2 separate regions of the Mus musculus genome follow, and region 2 is linked to region 1. Evidence: chromatin loops called from intact Hi-C (ENCODE). Cell type or tissue: gastrocnemius. All regions are shown on one strand. Each heading gives the region's core, and the rest is flanking DNA. Links, peaks and the distances in the headings are about the cores only.

Evidence for each region. Peaks named below come from ENCODE experiments on the same cell type or tissue, not always from the same donor. Only the 100,000 strongest peaks of a DNase experiment are listed, where the experiment ranks them.
Region 2: it touches region 1 in a loop (3-fold over the local background); 3 of 42 quality-filtered maps call a loop at or near these places.

The regions. Positions count from the first base shown.
Region 1 is chr1:63,393,854-63,398,978 of GRCm38, reverse strand. No RefSeq gene overlaps it. Among named protein-coding and RNA genes, the nearest start is that of Gm35393, 40 kb to the left of the region's middle. In gastrocnemius, for the core only: no CTCF peak of the experiment used is centred there; a DNase peak (open chromatin) is centred at 2,761; H3K27ac peaks cover 1,145 bases.
Region 2 is chr1:63,178,242-63,183,366 of GRCm38, reverse strand. It overlaps Eef1b2 (eukaryotic translation elongation factor 1 beta 2), which reads right to left. Exons shown (of 6, transcript NM_018796.3): 3 at 4,802-4,928; 4 at 4,469-4,535; 5 at 3,994-4,119; 6 at 2,881-3,909. The coding sequence ends at 3,755. It overlaps Gpr1 (G protein-coupled receptor 1), which reads left to right. Exons shown (of 3, transcript NM_146250.2): 3 at 1-796. The coding sequence ends at 354. Gm26457 (a small nucleolar RNA gene) reads right to left here and starts at 4,690; the gene lies at 4,613-4,690. It overlaps Snora41 (small nucleolar RNA, H/ACA box 41), which reads right to left and starts at 4,344; the gene lies at 4,232-4,344. In gastrocnemius, for the core only: a CTCF peak has its summit at 2,124 (motif pointing left); DNase peaks (open chromatin) are centred at 937 and 2,123; H3K4me3 peaks cover 31 bases; H3K27ac peaks cover 424 bases.

The DNA of each region.
Region 1 (5,125 bases), core at 1,667-4,166:
GAAGATCGTAAGTTGGATCCCAGACATTGGACGGTTGGAGATTGACTTTTGCTTTTGATTGTGACTGTGCCCTGATATTTTCCCAATTGAAGGAAGAAACTGTTTTAGTGGAGCCCACAGTTAAGAGACTTTTAATTGTAAAAAGACTTTGGACTTTAAAAGAGATGGATATTTTAAAGAGATTGAAATTTTAAGAATATGTAAAGACTGTGGGACTTTTAAAGTTATTTAGATCTTGGGGATGAATAAGATTGTAAGGGTTGAGGCTTACTAGTGATGCTTTTGTGTGTCAAGTTGACAAGGGGTCAATTGCATTGGCTAGTTTTGTGTCAACTTGACACAGCTGGAGTTATCACAGAGAAAAGAGACTTCCTTTGGTGATGAACAGCAGCATGGAAGTGTAAGCCGAATAAACACTTTCCTCCCCAACTTGCTTCTTGGTCATGATGTTTGTGCAGGAATAGAAACCCTGACTAAGACAACACTTAACCACAAATGAAGACACAAACTCTCAATAAATATAAGGAAATTTAAATAACACCCTGAATCCTGTGAGACAACAAAGAAATAAGGCTTAATAACAAGAGAAACACCAGACAGCACACAAACTAAACAACATACCACTGAATGGGAACCAGGTTGAGAGAAAAATCAAAAAGGAAAACTCTAATTCCTAAAATTGAATGAAAATAAAAATACAACATACCAAAATCTATGGGACGTGATGAGGGCAGTTCTAGGAAGATGGGATTGTTCAAGAAAAGGTGGATAGAATATAGAGTTATAGGTGGAAGGGGATAATGGAATATGAAGGATGAAATGGGATGGAAGATTGGGAGGCAAACCGAAGGAGGAAATATGGACTGGGATAATTAACACAAAAGCCCTTTGAAAAAGTCCTATGGAAACTGACTATTGTAGACTCTTTCTTAAAATATCTACATATATCAAAAGAGTTTAAATGAACTTACCTTATTTTGGGAGGGGGCAATATTCAACTAGATACCACACACTACCAAATAAAAATCCCAGTATCAGGAATGGGTTAGCTCTTTATGTGTTGGTGGCCAATGAGTCCCATCTACTCCCATACATTACAGGTTACTGACAATGTTTCTGGTGACCCTCTAGAACTCCATGGTAAGACCCTATTGTTGTAGACAGTATGCACTTGAGTCAAAAGCATGAAGAAATCTTGTGGGTAGGGATTGGCTAGCTTTCATGACGATGGAAGGCTCTATGCACACTACTGGTGTGGGAGGGGTAATCACCAGGCTCATCAAGCTGTGAACTCTTCAAGCTACAGTAAATGAATAACCTGGCAAAAGATGGCCACTGGCACATTAGTGGTGCAAACATTATGAGAGTAACCAGCCATTGTCTGCTTAGATTTAAAGTTCACTCCACAAGATGGAACCCATACCTGTCACTGTTAATGTGGTAAAACCTGGTGGTTGATAGGTCATAGTTCTTAAGGGAGAACCTACTAGCATTATTCTGCTAAATAGACATAGCAGTAAAATGGCTCCTGATATCTTTGTCTCATTCACCCCTCGTCTGAGAAGCTCCTTAGTTCCGTAGATGGAAATTAACACAGAGACTCACAGCTGGGCAATGTGCAGACGATAGGAGATATTAGACTGCTCATTGATAAACAGAACATCTGTGTTGCGCCCCTCCTGTCAAGACTCAGGGCTCTTCAAGGAAGTGGAGGGCAGAAAGATGACAAGAGTCAGAGGTGGTGGATGACTCCAAGGAAACAGTCTTTCTTGGCTATGACAGGGCAGTTGTACATATGATCTTATGGTGATTATGACAGCAATCACAAGACCCGTACAAGCTGCAGCCAGACAAAATCCCAGCATGGAGTCAGAGAGGTGAGGGTGAAATCCTAGCTGAGAAGTTATTGGCATTTGATAGCTGCTAAGAGAGGGAGAGTCCGTTTTCTTTGATGTGACCTCTGGTATAGCAACAGCACTGCAGGGAAGGTCCCACACCCAACACTGACTGGACTTAGTAGCTGAGAGAGAGAGAGAGAGAGAGAGAGAGAGAGAGAGAGAGAGAGAGAGAGAGAGAGAGGCCGTGAAGTAGGGTAGGAATGGAGGTGAAGGTGATAGGAGTTTGGGAAATAGTATCAAAATACATTGTATGAATTCTCAAAGAGTTAGTTAAAATAGCATTCAAAAACATTGTCCTTGAGTGCACTATTTTTCTTAAACTTTCCATATTTTCAAAGTTGGGTTTTTGTTTTTGTTTTTATATCCATGTATTTATTTTGCGTGGTTGGGGTGAGTTCCATGAATGTATGTTGAGAGTCAGTTTTTTCCTTCCACCGTGTGAATTTCAGAGATTGAACACAGGCCATCAACTTTGAGGACAGGCACCTTTCTCTGAGCCATCTCCTTGGCCACACTATTTTCAAATTTTTAAAATAAGATTGTGTAATGAAAGACAAAAGATATAACTGAGATAAACTAGATTTTCCTCAGAATAAGAAGTGAAACGAAGGGAGAATAGTAGAGAAAAATGTCCTAAATCTTGTGACAATTTTTGGTATGTTCTTATAATATTTATATAAATATTAGAAATTCCTCTTACCAAAATGTAACCCCATCACCACCACCACTAAAATGTAGTATTCGGAATTTAAAAGACTTGCTATTTCAAACATGATACACACACAACTAAATGAGACTACCTTCTCACACTGACCTAACCACTTTCCAATGACAGTCATTAGCCAAAGACCCTGTGGCATCTGGCATGGGTGCCAGAAATCTGGCCCTAGCTGTCTAGGTGCTTAGCTTAATGCTTTGATGCTACAAATAAAATTCAGAGTAGACAGTGAACTTTTCCCACTAGCATTGGACATCCATGGAATTCAAAGAAAGAAAGGAAATTTTATCAAACCATAAAGAACAAACAAATGTGTGGGAGAAACTGGAAGGAAACCCGGATGGTTTTCCAGATTTATAGATAGCCTGTCCACTCATAACAATAAACTGTTGCTTGCAGGATTTAAAGAGCCACTGTATAAAGATAATTTACCTGAATTAACATAAAGAAAATTAAAATCATCTTTCCTCCAAAACTCAAACATTGTGCCATCTTGTTCATAGATTCCCCCCCCCCAATATAATCCAGCAGCTAATGTAAGCCTTGTGCTTGGTATGGCTAATTCAGTTTTCTGCTTCCCTGTTCATACATATTAAAGGACTCAATGACATAATCGGCTTCGCTTTTCACTTGGTTGCTTAGGGCTTTTAAAAATAAGACAGAAATATCCACAGCTGTTATAGGCAATCACTCAGCTCTTCGGGAAGAAAATATAGCTATAGAGACAGGTGGCTCATCTCTGGGCACACATGCAGAGTCAAGGAGCCAGTGCTACAGCTGCAGTGCCCAGAGATAACCAGTGAACTCCCAGGATTGCATTGCTAAATATGGTTGCAGACAGACAGTCAGGATCAAGGCTATGACTTCTTGAGTCTTGCTTCTCCTGGGAGTTGACCAAGTTTCCAGTAGAAGGGATACCTCAGGATTTCTAGGTAGTTCAGCAGCCTAGAAAAAAAAAAAATGGTACTTAGCATCAGGCCTGACAAGAGGCCTTCCTACCATTTTGACAGCTACCTTGATGAGAAAATCTTGACCTTGGGATCCAATTCATGAAGGGGAGCATGGGAAGCTGATGGGTGACGTGGGTGGACAGGAAAGTAATGAAGTGACTGACCTTCTCTACTTCTACCTTTAAAATGCCACAAACCTAACCTAGCCAAACTTTCTCACTGCTCCTGAGTGAATGTGAGACCATGGCAACAGAAACTCTTAAGCCCTGCCTGTCCAGGCTGTCTCCAGCTCCCTTCAGCTGCCTGAAAAGCTTGCCTTATAACTCTGCGACTTTCAGCACCCCTACACACTGCTCGTTGCTTGGGTTCAAAGTATCTATTCCATGTCAGTCCTATGAGTCACAAATGGGACCAAGTCAGACTACTCCCAGGTAATGAGACTGAACAATGACCGCAACAAAATGAGTCTCTATACAATCCTTCTATCCTACAAAAAGCCTTTTCCAACCAACCCATGGAGCTAAACCTAGTGCTGATGATCCATGCTTCAGATCATGAAACTGCAGAGAAGAGGAGGCAGGTTTCCATGGTTGCCCTCTCTTCCCTTCCACTGTGGTAAGCTCTTCTCCCATAACTGAAGTGAGTTCTTGAGTGTGCATATTACATCCCCACCTCTCCCCTCTCTCTTTTACACACACACACACACACATTTTAATATTGTCCTTTATCTGTTGAGAACCAAACATGACAATGTTCAAAAGCAGCCATATTCATGGGTGAAATGATATAGCTGTCTCCTGAGAGGCTCTGCCAGTGCCTGACAAATACAGAAGTGGATGCTCACAGCAATCCATTAGATGGAGCACAGGGTCTCCAGTGAAGGAGCTAGAGAAAGGACATAAGGAGCTGAAGGGGTTTGCAGTCCCATAGGAGGAACAACAATATGAACTAACCAATAACCCCCAGAGCTCCTTGGGACTAAACCACCAACCAAAGAGTACATATGGTGGGACTCATGGCTCCATTTGCATATGTAGCAGAGGATGGCCTAGTCAGTCATCAATGGGAGGAGAGGCCCTTGATCCTGTGACATCTCTATGCCCCAGTGTAGGAGAATGCCAGGGCCAGGAAACGGGAGTGGGTGGGATGGTGAGCAGGGGGAGGGAGGAGGCAATAGGGGGAGGGGGTTTCAGAGGGGATAACATTTGAAATGTAAATAAAGAAAATATAATAAAAAAGAAGAGAGAGAGAGAGAGAGAGAGAGAGAGAGAGAGAGAGAGAGAGAGAGAGAGAGAAAAGAAATGTGAAAACCACCACACATGCTCAAGGAAAGTCCAGGCTCAGAAAAAAACAGAAGACAAATTTATTCAAACAAAGCTGGGTAACTGGCACAGGCAGAGCCTATAGTAAACAAATACAAGATAAAAATGAGAAGCAGAAGATCCTGAAGAAGAAGAATCTGGATTCTAGGGCTACCACATGCACTTGAAAATGTGCAGAGAAACTGAAGTGTATGGCCATGCAAAGACAAAAAGTTAAAGAATAGAAACTGTCTCTGA
Region 2 (5,125 bases), core at 826-3,325, 210 kb after region 1:
CTGATATCTAGAAAGCATCTCTGGATGATCCTGTCTGTGGTCATTGCCTTCTTGGTTTGCTGGACCCCTTATCACCTGTTTAGCATCTGGGAGCTCAGCATTCATCACAACAGCTCTTTCCAGAATGTGCTGCAGGGTGGAATCCCCCTCTCAACTGGCTTAGCCTTCCTCAATAGCTGCTTGAATCCCATCCTTTACGTCCTAATAAGCAAGACGTTCCAAGCCCGCTTCAGGGCCTCTGTTGCTGAGGTACTAAAGCGTTCGCTGTGGGAAGCCAGCTGCTCTGGTACAGTCAGTGAACAACTCAGGAGTGCTGAAACCAAGAGCCTGTCTCTCCTAGAAACTGCCCAGTGAGTATTGTGTTCCCAGAAAATCAGTGCAAAGTTTTCATGTGAGCCTCATAACAAATCCTTTCAGATTAGGTTGCATTCTGATCCACACTGATCATGTTTTTGTTCAGTTATATTTTTGCTTGGCTATAAAAGGGAGGATTTCTTCCCTGCAATTTAAATCATGTATCTTTCTGGCTGCCCTCTGGTGGCCGTTCTGATACTGACAGCCTAAAAGTTTCTTCCACTATTTTAGCCTGCGTCTGTTAATGTACTGCAATGTATGTATCAAATTAAGTCATTTTTATAGTGTATACCACATTATATTAATTATCTCTATTGAAAAAGTATCAGGCTGGGTTCTTTGTTTGCTTTTGCGTCATTTTGTGTACGCGTGCATGTTCATGTGTTTGGAGGTGTAAGCTGTAACTAAATCATGTGTTTCTCATGGAGACACCCACCTTTTATTTGTTTGTTTATTTATTTATTTGAGACTGGGGTTTTTCACTTACCTAGAGCTCACCAATGAGGCTAAAATAGCTAGCCAGCGAGCGCCAGAGCCTAGCCTAGCCTGGCTCCATCTCAACACTGATACTGCCAGTGCAGGGCACCATGCCAGGCTGTTTCTACTGTGTGTTCCAGGAGCTGAGCTCAGGTCTTCCTTGAATGCACTTTGGCTAAGCTGGGCCAGCTCTCCAGCTCCTTCACCATCACCTTTTCAATTACAAAAAAACCCAAAGGGGGCTGGAGAGATGGCTCAGCAGTTAAGAGCGCTGACTGCTCTTCTGAAGGTGGTGAGTTCGGATCCCCCGCAACCACATGATGGCTCACAACCATCCATTATGAGATCTGATGCCCTCTTCTGGGGTGTCTGAAGACAGCTACAGTGTACTTACATATAATAAATAAATCTTAAAAAACAAACAAAAAAACCCCCAAAACCTTTTATTTGGGGTAAGATCTATGTAGCCTAGGCTGCCTCCATAAACAAATTGAATTTACACGTATTTTAACAGTATTAAGTACATATACATTCAAACTTTTAATAATTTATAAAGTATTAGTTGGTTATGGATTTAAAGCTTCCATTCCTGTTAACTGTTTATTAAATAAGTTACTTAAAATGTCAATTTACTGTTAGTATAGATCATTTCTGAGTTTCTGGAATATAAATGAGATGGGGTGACTTGATCCTGCTTCCTAAGCTTGGAACTTCAAGTAGATAATGATGCAAATGGCCCTAGCTTGGAATCCTTGGACTAGCTACTCATTAGATCTTATTGTCCTTCCTCTCATAATTGTTCCATGGCCATGGCCAGGGTCACCAGACTTCCAAACTGCAGGCAGCATGAGGTCTGCCACTGAGTCACATCCACAATCCTCTGACAGGTTATGTCACACAGCATTGCTTCCACTATATTGAACTGGCCAAAGCAAAACTAGGCTGGTTCAGAACCAAAGGGAGGGGCCAGACCTCTTGCCCCTTTATGAAACATGCCTACCATTTTGTGTTCGCTTTTAGTCCTCTAGAACATCATGGTTACAGAAAATTCTGGCTAAATACAAGTCTGTAGATTACTAATAAACGTATTTCCAGATGGTATAGATGCTATTCAGAGAGCATGAATTGCCAGCATAATTCTATCTCCTGTTCTTTTGTTTACAGGAACACCAGTAAAGATGAATAAAATGTACCTTTGTCAGTGTTCTCCAGAATCCCCACGCACTATGGAGCCTTAGAATACCAAGTGCTGCCCTCTGCTGGCTCTCATGGTCCTGACAGGGCCCTTTCTCTGCTCTCATGCTTCTGACAAGTTCAGCGGGCTCTCAGGGTTCTGCCATAGCCCTCATGCTCCTAACACTGCCCTCTGCTGGCCTTCATGATCCTAACTTACCTAGAAAAAAACACCCACTGTTTTAGCCTGGGTCTGCTGTACATACATTCTCCTTAGTACATGCTTTATTGAGTCTATGTATCCGATTATAATACATATTTACAATGTAAAGCTTCCCTCACTGAAGGTAGTCAACCTAAAACCTGACCGAGAGCAAGAGTACTGTCTGAAGGAACTGGGCTAGTTAATCTTCTAGATTCCTATCTATAAAATTCAGAAAGCTTTGTTTTTAAGACAAGGCTTCTTTGTATACATGACTGCCCTGGACTCTGTGTAGTCCAGGTTGGCCTGGAACTAAGAGGTCTGCATGCTTCTGCCTCCTGAGCGCTGAAATTAAAAGTATACACCACCACCTGGCTCACACACATACACAAAGCTTTAAAAAAAATGCCCAAGCAGGGCTGGAGAGATGGCTCAGTGGCTAAGAGCACCGACTGCTCTTCCAGAGGTCCTGAGTTCAAATCCCAGCAACCACATGGTGGCTCACAACCATCTGTAATGGGATCCGATGCCCTCTTCTGGTGTGTCTGAAGACAGCTACGGTGTACTGATATACATAAAATAAAATTTATTTAAAAAAAAATGCCCAAACAGTAAAAATTATAGTAAATGTTTAGATATCAAAAATTTAACACAAAGCTGAAACTGCTGTGATGTATTTTTTTAAAAAAGATTTATTTATTATTATATCTAAGTACACTGTAGCTGTCTTCGGAAGCATCAGAAAAGGGTGTCAGATCCCATTACAGATGGTTGTGAGCCACCATGCGGTTGCTGGGATTTGAACTCACAACCTTCAGAAGAGCAGTTGGTGTTCTTAACCATCTCTCCAGCCCTGTGATACATTTCATAACGTACTTCTAGAGCAGCATAACCTCCCACAAGTGTCTCCAAGGAATAGCTTTGCGCATACTGCCTCCCCCAGCACTTCCCTCCATCTCTAGGTTGAGTTCTGAAAACCCACACTTGACCACCTTATGAGCCTACAATGTTCCTTTCAGGACACTTCCAAAAACTCTTATGTACAGGTGTTGTGCTCGTGGCCATCAGAGCACCTTCTAGAGTTTCGCTCTTACTCTATGGAGTGAACCAAACAGTAAGCAACCTCAGTGGCTATCATAGAGTCATCTCAGCAGCCCAAGATTCAGTTTTTCAGAAAGACATCGAAGGCATCTAGTGACAGTTTATCAATAGTATCATGTACTGCTAACAGCAAAAGAATTATTTCACTAATCACAAAAGTATACTCTAATTGCTAAATCTTTAATAACACATCAGTTCTTTATCTTCCTTTTAATTATATCTATGGTACACACAGTGTTGGCTAAAAGACAACTTCAGGTTGGTCTGGTCATCAAGCTGAGTGGTTTAAAAATGCTGAGCTATTTCTCTTTCCAGTTCAAGTTTTCGCCACTAATGAGTTACACTGAATCCTTTCCTTCAAAATGAAGACATACCATTTCACAGCAAAATGAAGAGCCAAGGGTTATCTTTCAAGCTTTTATTTAAGTGCACTGACTTAAGAATGATTTAAATCTTGTTAAAAGCAGCCACATCCATGGACTGTACGTAGTCCTCAAAAGCAGTAATTTGCTCTTCCAGCATATCCGTTCCAACCTTATCATCTTCAACTACACACTGTATTTGAAGCTTTTTAATTCCATATCCCACTGGAACCAATTTAGCTAAAAAAGAACATCAAGGGGTAAATGTTAGGAAATCCTTACGGGAAAACGCACAAATCCCTAAAACACAAGCATCACACTTACAGGAGCCCCACACCAGGCCATCTGCTTGAATGCTTCGGACACACTCCTCTAGTTTTGTCATGTCCGTCTCATCATCCCAAGGCTTCACGTCTAGTAGGATGGAAGACTTCGCAACAACTGCAGGCTCTAAGGAAGATTAAGAAGTGCACCTAAACACTCAACACTTTCACCATTAAGTCAAATCTCAAATTTGTTTTAAAACAGACCATCTTTTTGTCAAACACACACACAATTTGCCTTGTGTCTGTCACACATAATCCTCCTCCTGTGTGGCTAAGAAAGAGGCATTAAATTGTGTAACAGTTTCTTTCCCACAGAGGAATGCTACAACTGCTACCATAAAGACAGCTGTAGACCAGTAGCTGTGGAAGTTTTAAAATATTGACCCATTCAATTTAACTGGGGAAAATCCACTTTAGGGCAAGCACTGGACAAGCTCCTGAAATCAACACTACTAACAATGAAGATTACCCACTTTTAGCTTTCTTGGACTCATACTGTGCAAGGCGTTCTTCTCGTAGCTTCTTTGCTTCCTCACTTTCCTGTACAGAGAAAAGATGTTTCACAAAGTTGGTTATCTTCTGCTTAAATGTAGTGACAAGGTCATCACAAAACCCACCAGATTTATCAGAAAAAGCAAATCCATCAGGAGCTCAGCCGAAAGAAGGTGATTTGATTTTATTCATCATGTACCCAGTGATAAATTTTAAAAGGCAGACAATAAAGCCACGCCAGGATCCATCCAGGGAGTGGCTATGGCATCTGTCCTCAGGCTTCTCAATATGCTTGGATAAAGATGAAGTCATACCTCCTCATCATCAGATCCAAAGAGATCAATGTCGTCATCATCCTTAGCATCTGCAGCTCCACTTCCTGTGGTGTCTTCTACACTGCTAGGGCCATACTTGCCCAAAGATTTCTTCACTCCCGGCAGGCTTGAAAACAAACATTCTGCCACATTAGGTCAGTGTCAAAGCCCTTTCTAGGCAAAACACACAATCTTCCTTTCCCAGGAACTCCCACTCTCTTCTGGTTATTTAACCTTTAGCACAATCCCAGGCAAATAACTTTACTCTTCACCCATGGGAGACATTGTATTCAGTACTCACTACGGCTTACTCTTTCAGAATGA